Regions from separate parts of the Homo sapiens genome. Here region 2 is linked to region 1. The links are chromatin loops, found by intact Hi-C in ENCODE. Cell type or tissue: heart left ventricle. All regions are shown on one strand.

What was found. A loop is a pair of places that touch in the nucleus more often than their neighbours do. Peaks named below come from ENCODE experiments on the same cell type or tissue, not always from the same donor. Only the 100,000 strongest peaks of a DNase experiment are listed, where the experiment ranks them.
Region 2: it touches region 1 in a loop (4-fold over the local background); 8 of 110 quality-filtered maps call a loop at or near these places.

Annotation. Positions count from the first base shown.
Region 1 is chr22:17,887,060-17,895,059 of GRCh38, reverse strand. MICAL3 (microtubule associated monooxygenase, calponin and LIM domain containing 3) reads left to right here. Exons shown (of 32, transcript NM_015241.3): 11 at 1,156-1,252; 12 at 3,428-3,575; 13 at 5,830-6,026; 14 at 7,625-7,737; 15 at 7,828-7,890. Among named protein-coding and RNA genes, the nearest start is that of MIR648, 90 kb to the left of the region's middle. In heart left ventricle, CTCF peaks have their summits at 3,118 (motif pointing right) and 6,023; a DNase peak (open chromatin) is centred at 3,110; H3K27ac peaks cover 3,882 bases.
Region 2 is chr22:17,738,255-17,746,254 of GRCh38, reverse strand. It overlaps BID (BH3 interacting domain death agonist), which reads left to right. Exons shown (of 6, transcript NM_001196.4): 3 at 2,242-2,452; 4 at 6,767-6,906. Among named protein-coding and RNA genes, the nearest start is that of MIR3198-1, 22 kb to the left of the region's middle. RefSeq lists an enhancer at 1,340-1,960 and a silencer at 3,538-3,832. In heart left ventricle, a CTCF peak has its summit at 3,631 (motif pointing left); DNase peaks (open chromatin) are centred at 3,327 and 3,634.

The sequences.
Region 1 (8,000 bases):
GATAGGAATCCAGGCCTTTATGCCACGTCTTCTAATTCAAATTCTTACTTTACGGAAGAGCACTTGCCCCTTAGTGAGGAGAGGTAACTTCCACCTGTGTTGTTGCTGCCGGTCACGTGTGACTTACATTGTCTGAACCTCAATTTCTTTACCTGAAAAATGGGAATAATAATCCCTGACTACTCACAGGATTATTGTGAGGACAAAAGAGATTGTTCACTTGAAAGAATTTGTTCTAGTGTAATTTTTTTTTTTTTTTTTTTGAGATGGAATCTCGCTCTGTCACCCAGGCTGGAGTGTGGTGGCACGATCTTGGCTCACTGCAGCCTCCACTTCCTGGGTTCAAGTGATTCTCCTGCCTCAGCCTCCCGAGTAGCTGGGATTACAGGCACCCACCTCCACGCCTGGCTAATTTTTGTATTTTTAGTAGAGATGGGGTTTCACTGTGTTGGTCAGGCTGGTCTTGAACTCCTGACCTTGTGATCTGCCCACCGTGCCTGGCCCCTAGTGTAATTTTCTGTTCACCTTCTACTTGAAGTTTATACCTTTAGGCCTTCTGTTAAGAGGCAGCATTATTAGTAGTCCAACCGAGACTCTTAGAGGGACCTCCATGACCGAGTAACTAATTTTTTCTCTCTTTTCTTTTTTCTTTTTTTTTTTTTTTGAGACAGAGTCTTGCTTTGTTGCCCAGGCTCTCTGGGGTGTGGTGGCACTATCTCAGCTCACTGAAGCTTTGACTTCCTGGTCTCAAGGGATCCTCCCACTTCAGCCTCCCAAGTAGCTGGGACTACAGCTAATTTTTAAATTTTTTGTAGAGACGAGGCCTCCCTGTGTTTCCCAGACTGGTCTCAAACTCCTAGCCTTAAGCCATCTGCTGGCCTCGGCCTCCCCAACTATAGGGATTATAGGTGTGAGCCACCGCACCCGGCCCTGTGTAGCTGATTTCTAGCACAAAGTCCCACAGTTAAAATGTGTTTGTTTTTCTCAAACCCCACCTTATTTCATAAAAGATTTAAAGGTCATCATCCTAACTTCTGTCTGAACTTTACCCAGCCTTCTATCCCAGACTTTCCTTTCAGCCATTCTGCTCTTAGGTAGGAATTTGTTACTTGATATTTGATTTTCTTTCTGTTTGACTTTGTAAATTTCTGCCAGGTGCGCCATTTATATGATACTGGCGAAACAAAAGATATTCACCTGGAAATGGAGAGCCTGGTGAATTCCCGAACCACCCCCAAATTGACTCGCAATGGTGAGTTCTGGTGGTGGCTTTTTAAAATGCAGGCAGCCCCTTCAGAGAAGTCTATACTCATTCCCTGAGCCACAAGGTGCGGTCCGAGGCAGTGGCCGAAGTACTGTCTGAGACAGTGGCTCTCAACCCAGGGTGATTTTGCCCTCCAGGGGATACTTGGTAGTTGTCTGGGGACATTTTTGATGGTCATGATTGGGGGTGGGCAGGAGCCAGGGATGCTGCTGAACATCCCGCAGTGCACGAGACAGGCCTCCACCACACGGAATTACCTTGGCCTGAGGTGTTACGAGAGCACAGAGAGAAACCAGGTACAGACGCGGGGCAGAGGGGAGAGAGGGAGAGAGTGTGAGAGCTAAGGTTTCGGGAGAAGACTTTGTGGAAAAAGTCTTTGGCTGGGTCCTGCAACATAGCCAGGATTCAGTGACAGGTGAGGACCACTCCAGATTTTGTATGTATTGAAGGCCCTGAATACTTTTTTGAAAGAGAATGACATGAGTACACCTGGTCAGCCACACGTGAGAGGGGTTGGAGGAGGGAAGTACCAGAGGCAGGGAGACCAGGTAGAAAGACCTCGCCATAGTCAGGCTGAAGGTGGTGGAGGCCCAGATCTGGGCCTGATGCTGGGGATGAAGAAGGGAGGAGGCAGTGGAGGAGACCTCAGACTTTGGGCCAGGTGCAACTGGGTCCCAGGCCAAGCTTTGCTGCTGGTGAATTGTGCGGCCTCGAAGAGGTGATTGAATAGCTCTGAACTTCGATTTCCTTGTCTGTGAAGTGGGGGCAGCAGTGTCTACCTCACATTGTGATCATGAGTGCCGGGCCTGTGGTGGATGGTCATTGCCATTGTTGGTTATGTGAGAGAGAATGGTAAGGAGGTGAAGTCGATGGGCAGGGGCAATTGATCACCTTGTGGGGCAAGAGGTAGGTGTTTGTAGATGGTGCTACATCAGCGTAGGCAAGGCAGAGGGAGGGCTGAGAGGGTTGAGAGGTTTGAGTCATTTGGACATTGTGAATTTGACGTGCCATTGGGATGCCAGGGTGGATGTGAGGACCAGCAGGCAGTTGGAAACATTTGCATTTTTCTCCACTGGAGCGTCTTCTCTTTGAAAGCAGAGAGTGTATCTTTATTCACTGTTTTTATTTTAGAGCATGGAATATTGAAGTTGCCTGTTACATATTGGATGGTTGGATATACACATAGGAGACAGATCTGAGTAAAAGCTCATTTCTGAGCCAAGAGATGGCACCAGAAGGTGGTTTTATGTGTTATCGCAGAATACATTTTCATGGCGAAAAACCTAAATGAAACAGGATTTTCATGATACTTGGTTTTTAGCTTATGTTCACAAATTACTAAATGACTTAGTACAAACTTCAGTTGCCCTCGGTAAGGGAACAGACTTTCTTGGATATAAATAGTTCATAGATTCTTTTGAATGGCCGATATCAGAGCTCTTCTGATGTGATTAATAATAGGATTTTTAAAGAGGCTGTTCGGGTTTTAGAAGACGTTTCAATGAACTGTAAAAAGCATCCCAGCACATGTGTTTGCCTATTCAGTTTCTCAGGGTTGAGAATTCATAGTACAAGGTGCCAAGCTCTGTTCGGGGACTGTCTGGTCTGGGGCCCCAGGGTTGTCAGCGGAGCCCTGCAGGGCTTCTTCTCTTGGCAAGTTATACAGTGCCTTGGAAGTGCAAGGGCGAGGCCTGGGTGCTTTGGGTTGAACGTGCCACCCTATAGAATGGAGCCTTTTCTCCTCTCCTCTTCCCAGTGTTACTTTGGAGGGGGTAGGCTTCCTCAGCTAGGTGCCAGCGACTGTCCGGGAACTCAGAGCTGCTGTAAGCCAGGCTGGCCACACAGTAGGTGGCGCTCCTCCACCTCAGTGCCGTGGGGACAGCAGGTTGTGGCTGTCAGGCTGTGGTCCCTCAGGGTACTGGGGGGTGGACGTTGACCTTAGAGTCTGGATAAACTAGTAGTTTCTTTTCTTAGAATTCGCTGTCATGATACCATTTGCATAACCTTGTTCCTCACTGTTTTCTTTGCATGGAAACTAGTGTTGACTGTTTCGTCCCTACCCTCAGTAATTTTTCAAAGGGGACATGTGTCCTACAAAGAGGATTCTCTGTCAGCATTACCAGGTGACCACACCTCCAATAATACTGTGTTTTGTTGTTTTAGAGTCTGTAGCTCGTTCAAGCAAACTGCTGGGTTGGTGCCAGAGGCAGACAGATGGCTATGCAGGGGTAAACGTGACAGATCTCACCATGTCCTGGAAAAGTGGCTTGGCCCTTTGTGCAATTATCCATAGATACCGCCCTGACCTGATGTAAGTTGTGATCAAACTTTGTGTTTTTTTATACTCCTCAAGGATCTCAGACCACTCTGCTATCAAGTAACATTTTGTCCTTTTTCCTAGAATGAGGTACATAGTAAGATACTTTCTCTAGAAGGCAGTGATTTTGATTTCACTATATTTGAAACTCTGTATGTCATGTATTATATAGCTCAACCCAGGAATGATTTTTATTTTTGTTTTTTTCCAATTTTTTTTTTTGTGCTCCTATAGCTGAGTTTTAAAAATCACAACACTCATAAGTCAAAAACTGGTTTTGACACCCACCTGGGCCTGTTAGCTTCCCACAAAGGAAAACTGTTTATTGGCCCCGGTTGAACTCTTCATTTCGGCCAGCTGTCTCTCAAATTCTATGGGTCACAAGGGAAACCTGGCTAGAACATTTGGCCAGCTCAAGGCAAATGTGTCACTACTAACAAAGCAAAACATCATGAACAGTTGACCAATTTATGATGGTTCATTGGTATTTTCTCTGTGTTAAAGACTGCGTTTTTTACAGACATACTCTGTTGTCCTACCCACCTATCCCAGTGACATCTCCTTTGGCCATTCTCCACTCACCTGTCTACAGAATCAGAGTTCTAGGGTGACCCCAGGTCAGCTGCGGGGACCAGCACACCCAGGTTCCCCCATCGGCATTTGTTACCACGGAAGCCAAACCGAAGGATTCAGAAGCAGAGCATGTTGCATTATTTTGGTTTCCTGTCCTTTTCATCATTAGGTCCACTTAAGGGGCCAATTTCTGTTTGTTTTGTTTAATGATTGCTTAAGGAATCCTACAAGATATAGTTGCTATTTATATGATGGTTATAAACTGACAAGGCAAGAGCTGGTAAAAATAGCCTTGTGCAGTGTGGATTACAAATGGGGATTTCTGGTGTGCTTGGATGGAGGTAAGTGACCTCTGGTGCTCCTGTCACTTAGCTCACCCAGAAGTTGATAGCAAGTAAGTAAAAATAGGGCTTATTCACTCCTGCCAAAGAAAGGGGGTAGGGCAAGGAAGAGCAGCTTGGGAAAGATTGTGATCAGTGGCAGAGGATGGGCAGGTGAGTCAGCTCTGTTCCAAAGGGAACAGGCAGAAGTGGTTGAGGGAGCCTAGCAGGTGGGGGTGGAGGGGCGCCTGGAGAAGGTTAGGGGACCGTCTTCTAGGAAGGCAAAGCAGCACAGGGACAGCGCGGCACTGTTCAGCAGCAGTGAGGTCATAGTTTCAGAGGCTGAACCTATGGTGAGGAGGAGTTTGAGAAAATGGAAAATGCTGTGGGATCCTAGATTAACACAGAATTAAGGGCTGCTGGGTTAACCTGAAGTCATGTAAAGAAGAATGCGATCAGTCTTCTGAAAAGCAAGAGGCTTAAACCCAGTAGGAAATGGCCATTAATCTAAATAGGAAACTTAGCAATGGAAAAATTTTTTGAGGAGGATTTTGGAATTTCCCCTCCAGGAGAAGGCTAAGATTGATCAGAGCTGATTTAGTACCTTAACAGCTTGTCAGGTCTAAGGGCCATGGTGGGTGATAGTCCCAGGCCTGTAGGAGCAATCTGATCCAAATGGGAGATGTATCATGTTTTGACATTAGTTTAATGTGGATGGGCCATACACAAGGATCAAGATATATTAAAGATAGTTCCTATTATTTTTTATTTTTATTTTTAGAGACAGGTCCCGCCCTATTTCCCAGGATAGAGGGCAGTGGCACAGTCATAGCTCATTGCAACCTTGAACTTGCGGGCTCAAGTGATTCTCCTGCCTCAGCCTCCCAAGTAGCTAGGACTGTAGGCATATGCCGCCATGCCTAGCTAATTTTTAATTTGAATTAAATTTTTAATTTAAATTGAACTCCTGGGCTCAAGCAATTCTCCTGCCTCACCCTTCCAAAGTGTTGGGATCACAGGTGTGAACCACTGTGCCCAGCCAGTCCCTATTCTCGAGCTCACATTTTAGTAGTAAATTTGTGTTACTAGAAAAATGAGAGTCGTTTTTTGACTTTCTCCCTTTTTTTCTTTGGTGGGTAGACCTTTCATCACTTCCTGAGGTTGCTTTGCTTTTCCTCAGTAAAAAGAAAAAGAACAAGAGGTGAGATAAGACAGGTTTGCTCTCAAATGTCAGCGATGCACAGCACCCTGGATTTTAGCTGAAAACAGAGAAAGGACGATGACTCCAGGATACTGCGTTTCTGTTTAAGGACTGTCAACCTATCTTGATATGTTTTCCTTGTCCTGTTTCTCAGAGATTTTGATTCTTTGGATGAGCAAAATGTGGAGAAGAATAACCAACTGGCCTTTGACATTGCTGAGAAGGAATTGGGCATTTCTCCCATCATGACAGGCAAAGAAATGGCCTCCGTGGGGGAGCCTGATAAGCTGTCCATGGTGATGTACCTGACTCAGTTCTACGAGATGTTTAAGGACTCCCTCCCCTCTAGCGGTAAGGCCTGGAAGGAGCTGCTTTGCGGCCCCCTGCTGCTGTGCTGTGGCCCGGCTGTTCTTCCTTCCTTCCGACTGTCCCGCAGCAGTGCCACCAAACACAAAGTTACTCTGTGTTTTTACCAGTTAGCTGTCAGGGAAATCTCTGGAGCTTTGCTTCATTGTTTCTCCCTTCTCTAGTAGTGTGTTCTCAACCCCTCCTTTCTTTCTCACTGCATTTATAAAAATGCAGAAATCGTTCCTGTGCCGTCTTTTTCCGTGACCACCACCTTCTAGTGCTCGTGCTCTCAGAGCCAGCCTTTTTGAAGAAGTGGCTTGTGCTTGTGGCCTCTGCTTCTGCACGGCCCAAACTTTGTAACGGGTTATAATCCGGCTTCTCTTCATACCGCGCTACTGCAGCTGTTCCCCAGTGAGGAGGATTCCCACCTCCTACTCTTTTCTCAGTTCCCATCTCTCATGCACTTGCTTTTCTGCATTGTTGAGCACCGGAGAACGATGTCCCTTTTCGTGGAATTATCTTGTCTCCTCTGTGTCTGTGATCCTGAACCACTCTTGTTGCCCTTCTTTCTCCTGTCACTGTGCATTCTCTTGGCTTCTTTCTACTCCTACTTGTTAGCACTTCCCAAAAATCTTTGCTTGTCTCTCAGCTTGCTGTCTCAGGCTCTCATAGTGCTACAAAAAATATTCCTGTTGTCATTAATTGTCCCTTAGAGTAAGTGTAGGTTGAGGCTAGAGTGTTGGCTGTGGGGTCTGACCTGGATTTACAGTATCCCAGGCTTCCACTTGGCCTTAGGCAAGTTACTCAATTTTCCTGTGTCTCACTTTCCGTCAACCTATCTTGTAAAATGGGGTAACGGGTGTAAAATGGGGATAATATGTATAATTACATTGTGATGTGCCAAGAAGGATGTTTGGCCAGTGGAAGTACTTAATAAATGTTAGTGATTTACTATGAATTAATGACTATTTTAAAAATTGCTGTTGTTACTAATGAAACATTGAAATCCAAAAAGCTTGTGTTACCACCCTCCAGTGCTTTCCAGCCCATATATTCTTGTAAGGATCTGTGGCTTTTCCTGGTTAGCCATGACGTTCTTACAACAGAAAGCCACAGCTCTAACATCGACGTACCCATTCAGTGCCACCCCCATCTGTGTGCAGCTCAGAGTGTGGCATCTGCATACACTAAAACCAGGAACCCTGAGTTCATCGCCTCTCTGCTTTTCTCTCTCCCTCCCTCTCTCTCTGTCCTGAAATTTTTGTCACAAAAACGAGCCTTCAGCACTCTGCTGTAACTAACAATCACAGCCAGCTTCCAACTTTTGAAAAGCAAAAGTGCGGGTTTTGGTAACTGTAGTAGATTGGGAAGAAGAGTCATTTTTGTTTATGTGGATGAACAAAAGAAGGTTCAATGTCCATACCCAAGTATGCATTTCCTCCGTGGCGTTTCCTACTGAGACCACATGCTTGTCCTGGAGCTGGTGAACCTTTAGAGCCTTCTGAGGCTCTGCGAACCATCCACGAGGGAGAGTAGTTTTGGTCAGGATTTTGCGGCGCCCTCAAGGGCTGTGCTTGAACATCACTGGTTTCTATTCCCAGACACCTTGGACCTAAATGCCGAGGAGAAAGCAGTCCTGATAGCCAGCACCAGATCCCCTATCTCCTTCCTAAGCAAACTTGGCCAGACCATCTCTCGGAAGCGTTCTCCCAAGGTATGTGGAGGAGTCTCTTGATGGGCTGCAAAGCTAATGGCAAGGTATGTATGGCTAGAATAATGCAGTTTCCCTCCTCCCTTGGTACAGGATAAAAAGGAAAAGGACTTGGATGGTGCTGGGAAGAGGAGAAAGACCAGTCAATCAGAGGAGGTGAGATTCACTTGGGGAATTGCTAGAATGGTCATGTGGAATAGCCCCTTTTGGTTAAAATTCTTCATTTCCACATTGGTATTGCTAGGTCTTTTCATATTCATCCTTTA
Region 2 (8,000 bases), 150 kb after region 1:
CTCTTTCTGCGCTCCCCCGCCCCCGCCTCCCTACTGTAAAGTGCCCGGTGCCTGCTCTCTCCATCTTCGTGTCCATGGGCACCCATTGTTTAGCTCCCACTTATAAGTGAGAACAGTCAGTATTTGATTTTCTGTTTCTGAGTTAGTTCACTTAGGGTAATGGCCTCTAGCTCCATCCGTGTTGCTGCAGAGGACATGATTTTATTCTTTTTTATGGCTGCAGCAATACACAAGCTCCTTATTTTTATTTATTTATTTATTTATTTTTGTTGTTTGTTTGTTTGTTTTGAGACGGAGTCTGGCTCTCGTCCCCCAGGCTGGAGTGCAATGGCGCGATCTCGGCTCATTGCAACCTCCACCTCCCGGGTTCAAGCGATTCTCCTGCCTCAGCCTCCCAAGTAGCTGGGACTACAGACGCCCGCCACCAGGCCCGGCTAATTTTTGTATTTTTAGTAGAGACAAGGTTTCATCATGTTGGCCAGGCTGGTCTCAAACTCCTGACTTCGTGATCCGCCCGCCTCGGCCTCCCAAAGTGCTGGGATTACAGGCGTGAGCCACCGCGCCCGGCCAAGCTCCTTATTTTAAGCATTTTTTTTTTCTTTTTTGAGACAGGGTTTCACTTTGTCACCCAGGTTGGAGTGCAGTGGTGTGATCATGGCTCATTGCAGCCTCAAACTTCTGGGCTCAAGTGACCTTCCCGCCTCAGTCTCATGAGTAGCTGGGACTGCAGGTGCATGCCACCTTGGCTAATTTTTATTTTTTGTAGAGATGGGGATCTTGTTGCCAGGCTGGTCTCAAATTCCTGGGCTCAAACGATCCTCCTGCCTCTGCCTCCCAGAGTGCCGGGATTACAGGCATCACCTAGCAAAGCATTAAAACAATTTGCTGCTGGGTGCAGTAGGTCACACCTGTAATCCCAGCACTTTGAGAGGCCAAGGAGTTGGGGGGAGTTGGGGGGCGGGCGGATCACGAGGTCAGGAGTTCGAGACCAGCCTGACCAACATGGTGAAACCTCGTCTCTACTAAAAATACAAAAATTAGCCGGGCGTGGTGATGCACACCTGTAATCCCAGCTACTCAGGAAGCTGAGGCGGGAGAATCATTTGAACCCAGGAAGCGGAGGTTGTAGTGAGCCGAGATCACACCACTGCACTCCAGCCTGGGTGACAGAGCGAGACTCCATCTCAAAACAAAAACAAAAACAAAAAAACAATTTGCCCTGTAAGAACTGTCCTCTAAAAGTTTTTGGTTTTTCTAATGAAAAATATTATGGACTTAGAGAATAGAAATAAATTTCTGCCTACACTTCCATCTTCCCTCCCACCCTTCTCTGGCAGCCCAGGAGGTCTTTTTGTGTGAATCTGCGCAGATCTCAGCGTCCCTGCCCTTCTTTGTGTTTTGTTCTCTCTTCCACCTTAGGTCTTTCTCTGGTCTGGGCACACCCAGCTGCAGGGCTCACCTTTGCCTGTAAGAATACAGCCCCCAAACACAGTCAGTACCCCAAGAACAGTCCCTGCCATCTCTGGCGGCACAGATGCTGGCCAAGCTGCAGCTGCCAGTGCTGCCCAGGGAGCTGGAGAGCTGCCGGCCAAGAGCCCAGCCCCTCTGGGTAGAGCAGGAGCCAGTGCCACCACTCCCTGTGGGATTCGGATTAAGGACACACCCACCCAAAGTAAACCAAGCTTGGCCAAAGGCAGGTGCCCAGCTGTGGTCACCACTCCGCAGTAGTTACTGAAAATCTTCCATCTGCCCAATACCCTCCTGAGCCCGTGAAGGAGATGAGCGGAAAGAGGCTCCGCCTGTTGGAAGCACAGCCAGGAAAGGTGGGCTCAGATTGCTGAAGCCTGCAGGGGAACTTGAAGAAAGCGTGCCAGCACAGGATGGCGGATGATGCCCGCATGACACTCGCTCGCCTCCCCGGAACAGCCTGTGGCCTTCTCACCTAGTGGGAAGCTCCCCAGCCGCGTGTTTCAGGAGGTCCAGCAGATTCCTCTGCAGAGGAATCCCTTTCTGCAGAGTCGGGGCTCGCTCCCTGCCATCTACGGGCAGTGCTGCTTAAAGCTGTGGCTGCAGACCTTGCCTCTGCCTGTTGAGACCTCCTGCAGGGCCCTCCAGCCCACAGGGTCCCTCAGCTCTCTGGGACCTGTGAGGCTCTTTGGGCCAGCTGCAACTGGAGCTCTTTGCAGGAGGGGCCTCTGGCCTGGCTGAAGTCCCGGCTTCCTGACTCCCCTTTCCCCTCAGGTCAACAACGGTTCCAGCCTCAGGGATGAGTGCATCACAAACCTACTGGTGTTTGGCTTCCTCCAAAGCTGTTCTGACAACAGCTTCCGCAGAGAGCTGGACGCACTGGGCCACGAGCTGCCAGTGCTGGCTCCCCAGTGGGAGGGCTACGATGAGCTGCAGACTGATGGCAACCGCAGCAGCCACTCCCGCTTGGGAAGAATAGAGGCAGGTAGGCGGCCGGCCCCACCTCCTTCCCCAAAGCTGGGCTTCTCTGTCGCCAGTAACATTCAGGGAGCCTCAGGGCTGGAAGGGACCCCCGGGATCACTCTGCCTCTGCAGTTTCAGCTGCCACGTACGCTGGTATCACTTAATCACTTGACTGGTCTCTACTTGATTCCCTCCAGTGCTGCTGAACTCACTGCCTACCATTTTTGGGTGACTCTGTTAGAAAGTTCTTCCTTTCTGTTGAGACAGAATCTCATGTACTGGTCTTGAGTCCCTTGTCTGGACCAACATAGAATGGTGTTTTTATCCAATTTTCCAAATGTGATTCTGATACAAAGATTGCAGACCACTTGTCTGGATTATATAACCCAAGGGGTTCTCACACTTGGCCTTGTATCATTTCAAGGACCTGGAGCTTTAAATGCTGGTGCCTGCATCTCACCTCCAGAGATTCTGATTGGTTGGTCTGGGCATTGCTGGGTCTGGGCAAAGCCCCCAGGTGGCACTACCGGTGCGGCCCCTGCCTCCCCAAGCAGGCCTGGCTGACTGTCCCATTGATTGAGGCCCACTGGTTTCACAGTGACTTTTGCACTGTCTATACCTGACATATTTCCTTTCATACATTATGCTCCGTGATTACCTATACAAGAACACAGAAGTATTTGGAACCTCATTTCCAGGTGAGGAAACCCAGGTCCAGCAAAGGGTAAATGACTAGCTCCAGATCACACAGCTTGTGGCCATGTTACCACTGGGACATGGGGCCAGGCCCCTTCTTGAGGTGGGCCTCAGCCGCCCTCCCACTGTAGGGCACTGACTCCAGGTCACCATGGTTTCCAGACTGTTCACCTTTCCTGTTGCTGATCCCTGCACTCTCCTCCAGCCTCCAGCTCCACTCCCCTTTGCCAAGGGGCTGCTTCTATGGACAGGGGCTGTCCCGAGTGGAGGCTGGGGGCGAGTGGAGGCTCACCCACTTCCAGATCCAGCCCTGCGACGCTGGCTTTCAGTAGTGTGCACATTGGAATTACACGAGAAACCTTTTCCAAATGCAGGCCTTGGGCCCTACTCCAGCTGCCTGCATCAGGCTGTTTTAGGGCGGGAGACTGCCCAGAGGATTCTGACGCAGGTAGAATCCCTGCCCTGAAAGCCTGCAGGGATCCCCGGACCCTGGTCCAGGCCTTCCAAGCTCAAGGGTTGCACTGCCCTCTGGTGGCTGTGGGGGAGACCAACAGCTGACCCAGCCTTCTGCCTCCCGCCTGTCTTAGATCAGGTGCTTGAGGACGTGGCTGGAGTTCCCCACTAGACCGGGGTGGGGGTGGGGGTGGGGGGTGGGGGGAGGTGTCTGAGAATGTCTCTGCCTTCTAATCCAGCCAGCATATCTTCTGGCTCGCCCTGAACTGAGGAGAAACCCCAGATCCCTTTGGGAAGGTCCAGGAAGGGCAGGAGTGGACAGGCACAGCTCTGCTGTCAGCACTGCTGTGGGGGTGACTGTAGCCCCAGTCTGCCCTGGTGTTTTTCTCTCGCTCTTCTCCATGCCGGCCTTTGCCTCTAGACTGAGAAACCGGGGTTGACTCAAGTGGCACCTGCAAAAGTGATCATGGCAGTTCACTTAGCCTGCAGGTGACAGGGACTGTGAATCTAGTCCCTGGCGAGCCTGGAAAGAGGGGCAAGGTAGAGGCTCTGGCTGCCGGGGTTTCTTTGGTGAGTCCGTTCACTCGGCTGGACACAGACGGATCAGGAAAGATTCCTGTTGCTACTCGGCTGGTGGCCAGAGGGAGAGAGGACGTGTCCGTAACTGAAGCAAGGTGGATAAGCTTCGGGAACGAGCGAGGCACAGATTCGGTGCTGGGGGAGTGATGAGGTGCTGGAGGAGCTGGGTGCTCTGCTCTGCAGGGAATCAGGAAAACTTTGGGGCTGCAGCTCCAATTGAGCTGGGCCTTGGGGGTTGGGTATGTTTGGTTCCTTGGAAACTGGGAAGAGGGAATGGCCATCTTTTAAGCAAAAGCCCAGCGGCTATAAATGCTACAGTGAGGCTGGGTGCAGTGGTTCACGCCTGTAATCCCAGCACTTTGGGAGGCCAAGGCAGGTGGATCATGAGGTCAGGAGTTCAAGACCACCCTAGCCAAGATGGTGAAACCCCGTCTCTACTAAAAAAAATATATAAAAATTAGCCAGGCGGGGTGGCGGGTGCCTGTAATCCCAGCTACTTGGGAGGCTGAGGTAGAGAATTGTTTGAACCCGGGAAGCGGAGGTTGCAGTGAGCTGAGATTGTACCACTGCACTCCAGCTTGGGGAACAGAGTGAGACTATGTCTTGAAAAAAAAAAGAAAAAAAAAAGCTACAGTGAGTAGTTGAGTTTGCCTAGGAAGCGTGGAAGTTAAGTCAGACGTACTTTCAGGCTGGGTCATGACTTGTCACTTAAGCAGAGATGAGCACTTGAGAGGTTTTGAAGAGAAGTGATGTGGCAGCCTTACTGCATGTTCCATGGACAGACTCCAGGGAGGCCGTGAAACCCCCAGAGCACAGCTTCTAAGAACGTGCCCACTCCTTAGCACGTCACTTCTCCCAACCCTGCCCTGCTCTGAGGTCTGTGCTGTGAAGGTGGCCGAGTAGACTGGACGGCAGGGAGTGGGGCTGTCATCATCAGATGAGAGCTAAGGGGACCCCCACCAGGGTGGCGGCAATGGCAGAGGGTAGGCAAAACGCTTGTATTTGCAACATAAGGTGAGATTTGACAGCTGACCGAGGGTGGGAGCAGCAGCCAAAACCAAAAAAGCCAGAGGGAAGTTGCAAGCACAGAAAAAATAGAAGATTTAATGGGAGAAATAACAATAGCTGGCATCTATTGAACACTTACTGGGAGCTAGGTACAGGGCCCATTCATTCATTCATGCAATTAAAACTTTTTTTAAGAAACGGGGTCTTGCTCTGTTGCCCAGGCTGGAGTGTAGTGGTATGATCACAGCTCACTGCAGCCTTGAATTCCTGGCCTCAAGGAGTCCTCCCACCTCAGCCTCCTGTGTAGCTGGGATTATAGGTACGTGCGGTACACCTGGCTCCCTTTAAAAGTTTTTTGTAGAGGCAGGGCACAGTGGCTCACACCTGTAATCCCAGCACTTTGGGAGGCCAAGGCAGGAGGATCACAAGGTCAGGAGTTCGAGACCAGCCTGACCAACATGGTGAAACCCGTCTCTACTTAAAATACAAAAATTAGCCGGGTGTGGTGGCGGGCGCCTGTAATCCCAGCTACTCAGGAGGCTGAAGCATGAGACTTGCTTGAACCCAGGAGGCGAAGGTTGCAGTGAGCCGAGATCGCGCCACTGCACTCCAGCCTGGGTGACAGAGCAAGACTCCGTCTCAAAAAAAAAAAAAAAGTTTCTTGTAGAGGCAGGGCCTTGCTTTGTTGCTGGTGCAATCACGGCTCACTGCATCCTCTAACTCCTGGCCTTAAGCAATCTTCTGTCCTCAGCCTCCCAAAGCACTGGGATTACAGGCATGCATGACCACACCTGGTCCCTGCCATTGTTTATTGAGCACCTACTGAGTGCCATGTATTAAGTGCTGGGTATTTGTCAGTGGACAAAACAGATTAAAAAAATCACAGCCCTTAGGGAGCTTACCTTCTGGCAGGGGCGTCAGACAATAACACAGCAAGTGCTGAGGAAGAAACGGAGGCGGCAGGGAGCGTGGCAGTTGAGCGTGGCCTTCATGGAGCTGCGACAGTGGTACTCGGGCAGGGGCAGCACGGAGGCTGTGCGCCAGAGGAGGAGGACTGAGGGGCAAGGGGGAGAGCTCTGGTTGGAAAGGCAGGGGAGATTCTCCAGGGCCTTGCCGGTGCCAGTGACAACTGGGGTTTTCCTGAGACGGGACTGCGAGGAATGGGGGCTCTCAGGCTTGAGAGGGCAAAAGTGGGTCTGGGATGCCGTCTGCCCACAGAGCCCCTTCCCCAACGGCTGCCCAGGCCAAGGCCAACCCTGTTGGGTTGTGTGGTGTGAGCCATGAAGCCGCTGCCAGGCTTGTACCTCAGGCGTGGTCGTGATGCCCCAGCTTCACCGGCCCTGCCTGTGGGGACGTGGTGCCTGTGTGCGGGAGCCTGGGCCTCAGCCGAGGCCCTGAGCTCCGGCACTGCCCAGAACCCAGCTCAGCGCTGGTACTCAGCCCGCCCGCTGTGGCCCTGGTGGAGTGGAGCACGTGCCCAGTGGGGGCTGGCCTTGTCCCATCGCGGACCTGTCCTTTCCCGGGGCAGGGTGGTGTGGGAGAGGGTATCAGGGACATTTTCTGAGTCTGCTCTGTCTCTGCCGCCCCTGCCTGAACACAGATTCTGAAAGTCAAGAAGACATCATCCGGAATATTGCCAGGCACCTCGCCCAGGTCGGGGACAGCATGGACCGTAGCATCCCTCCGGGCCTGGTGAACGGCCTGGCCCTGCAGCTCAGGAACACCAGCCGGTCGGAGGAGGTGAGTGAGGGCCTGAGGACCGCGTGGGCGGGCAAGTGAGCCAAGGGGGCCTGTCCCCTGCCTCTCACCAGGCAGCCCACTGTCCCGTGAGGCCACTCAACTCGTGACTGTCAGGTCCAGAACTCTGACGAAGTAACTGGACGTAGGGTATGGTTCATTGCCTTGCAGAAGATTTCAGCTGGTTGACATCGAGGAAACCTGAACCTTAAATCAGAGTAAAGAGTTTAGGGGTAAAAGCCTCTAAAAGATGAACGAAGCATGTTTGGCCAACAGAAGAAACAGACGCTTCCTTTGGTTGTAGGGAGTTTAATAATGGTGCCAGTGAGAACCGTAAGCCCTGGGAGTGGTGCCTGCTGCTCTGCTGAGCTCCTTGGTTGGAATCCACACAACTTTCTGAGCTCTACCATCTGCTTGGCACTGTTGGGGATACAAGATTGGTCCGGGGCACTGTGTCCCCAGAACACTTAGCGGAAAGAACTACATCCTCCCAACTGCCAAATGCAGGCCTGTAGCGGTAGGAGCTGAGAGGAGAGAAAGTTCCACTTTTTCGACTCTACCAGCTGAAAATGCAGGCGTCCTCACCTCCTAGAAATCCAATCATGCTTCTGTTCAGTGGGGCCAGCCTGTGATGTCCCAGCAGCTGCCTAGAACGCAGGAGTGGCTGGCGCACTCCCATGTAACTCTGCATGTGCGCCGACCGCCTGACGGTCCTTGCCAGCCTTGTAGTCTGTCTAGTGTCCCCCAGGAACCCCCTTCCTCCTGTCCATTCAGCTAGGTCTGCACCAATAAAATGGGCCTAAGGCGTCGCAGGTGGTCACTAGTTCTGGACTCGAAGTGCCTTGGGCGCAGGGATGACCCAGGCTTCTTGTATCCCATCACCGTCTAACAGTGGGCACATGGGCTCACCACACATGCGTTTGCTTACCGAGCCCCCTGCAGGGAGTGATTGCAGTCTTCCCTTTCCATTGCCTCTCAGAACTCAACTGTTTCTCATTCTTTCCGCCCAGCAGCCCTGGATACTTAATAAGTACTTTGAAGTGCTTCTTCATACTGGGGACTGTCTTTCCTTTGAGAGGGAAGAGTATTAGTAAACC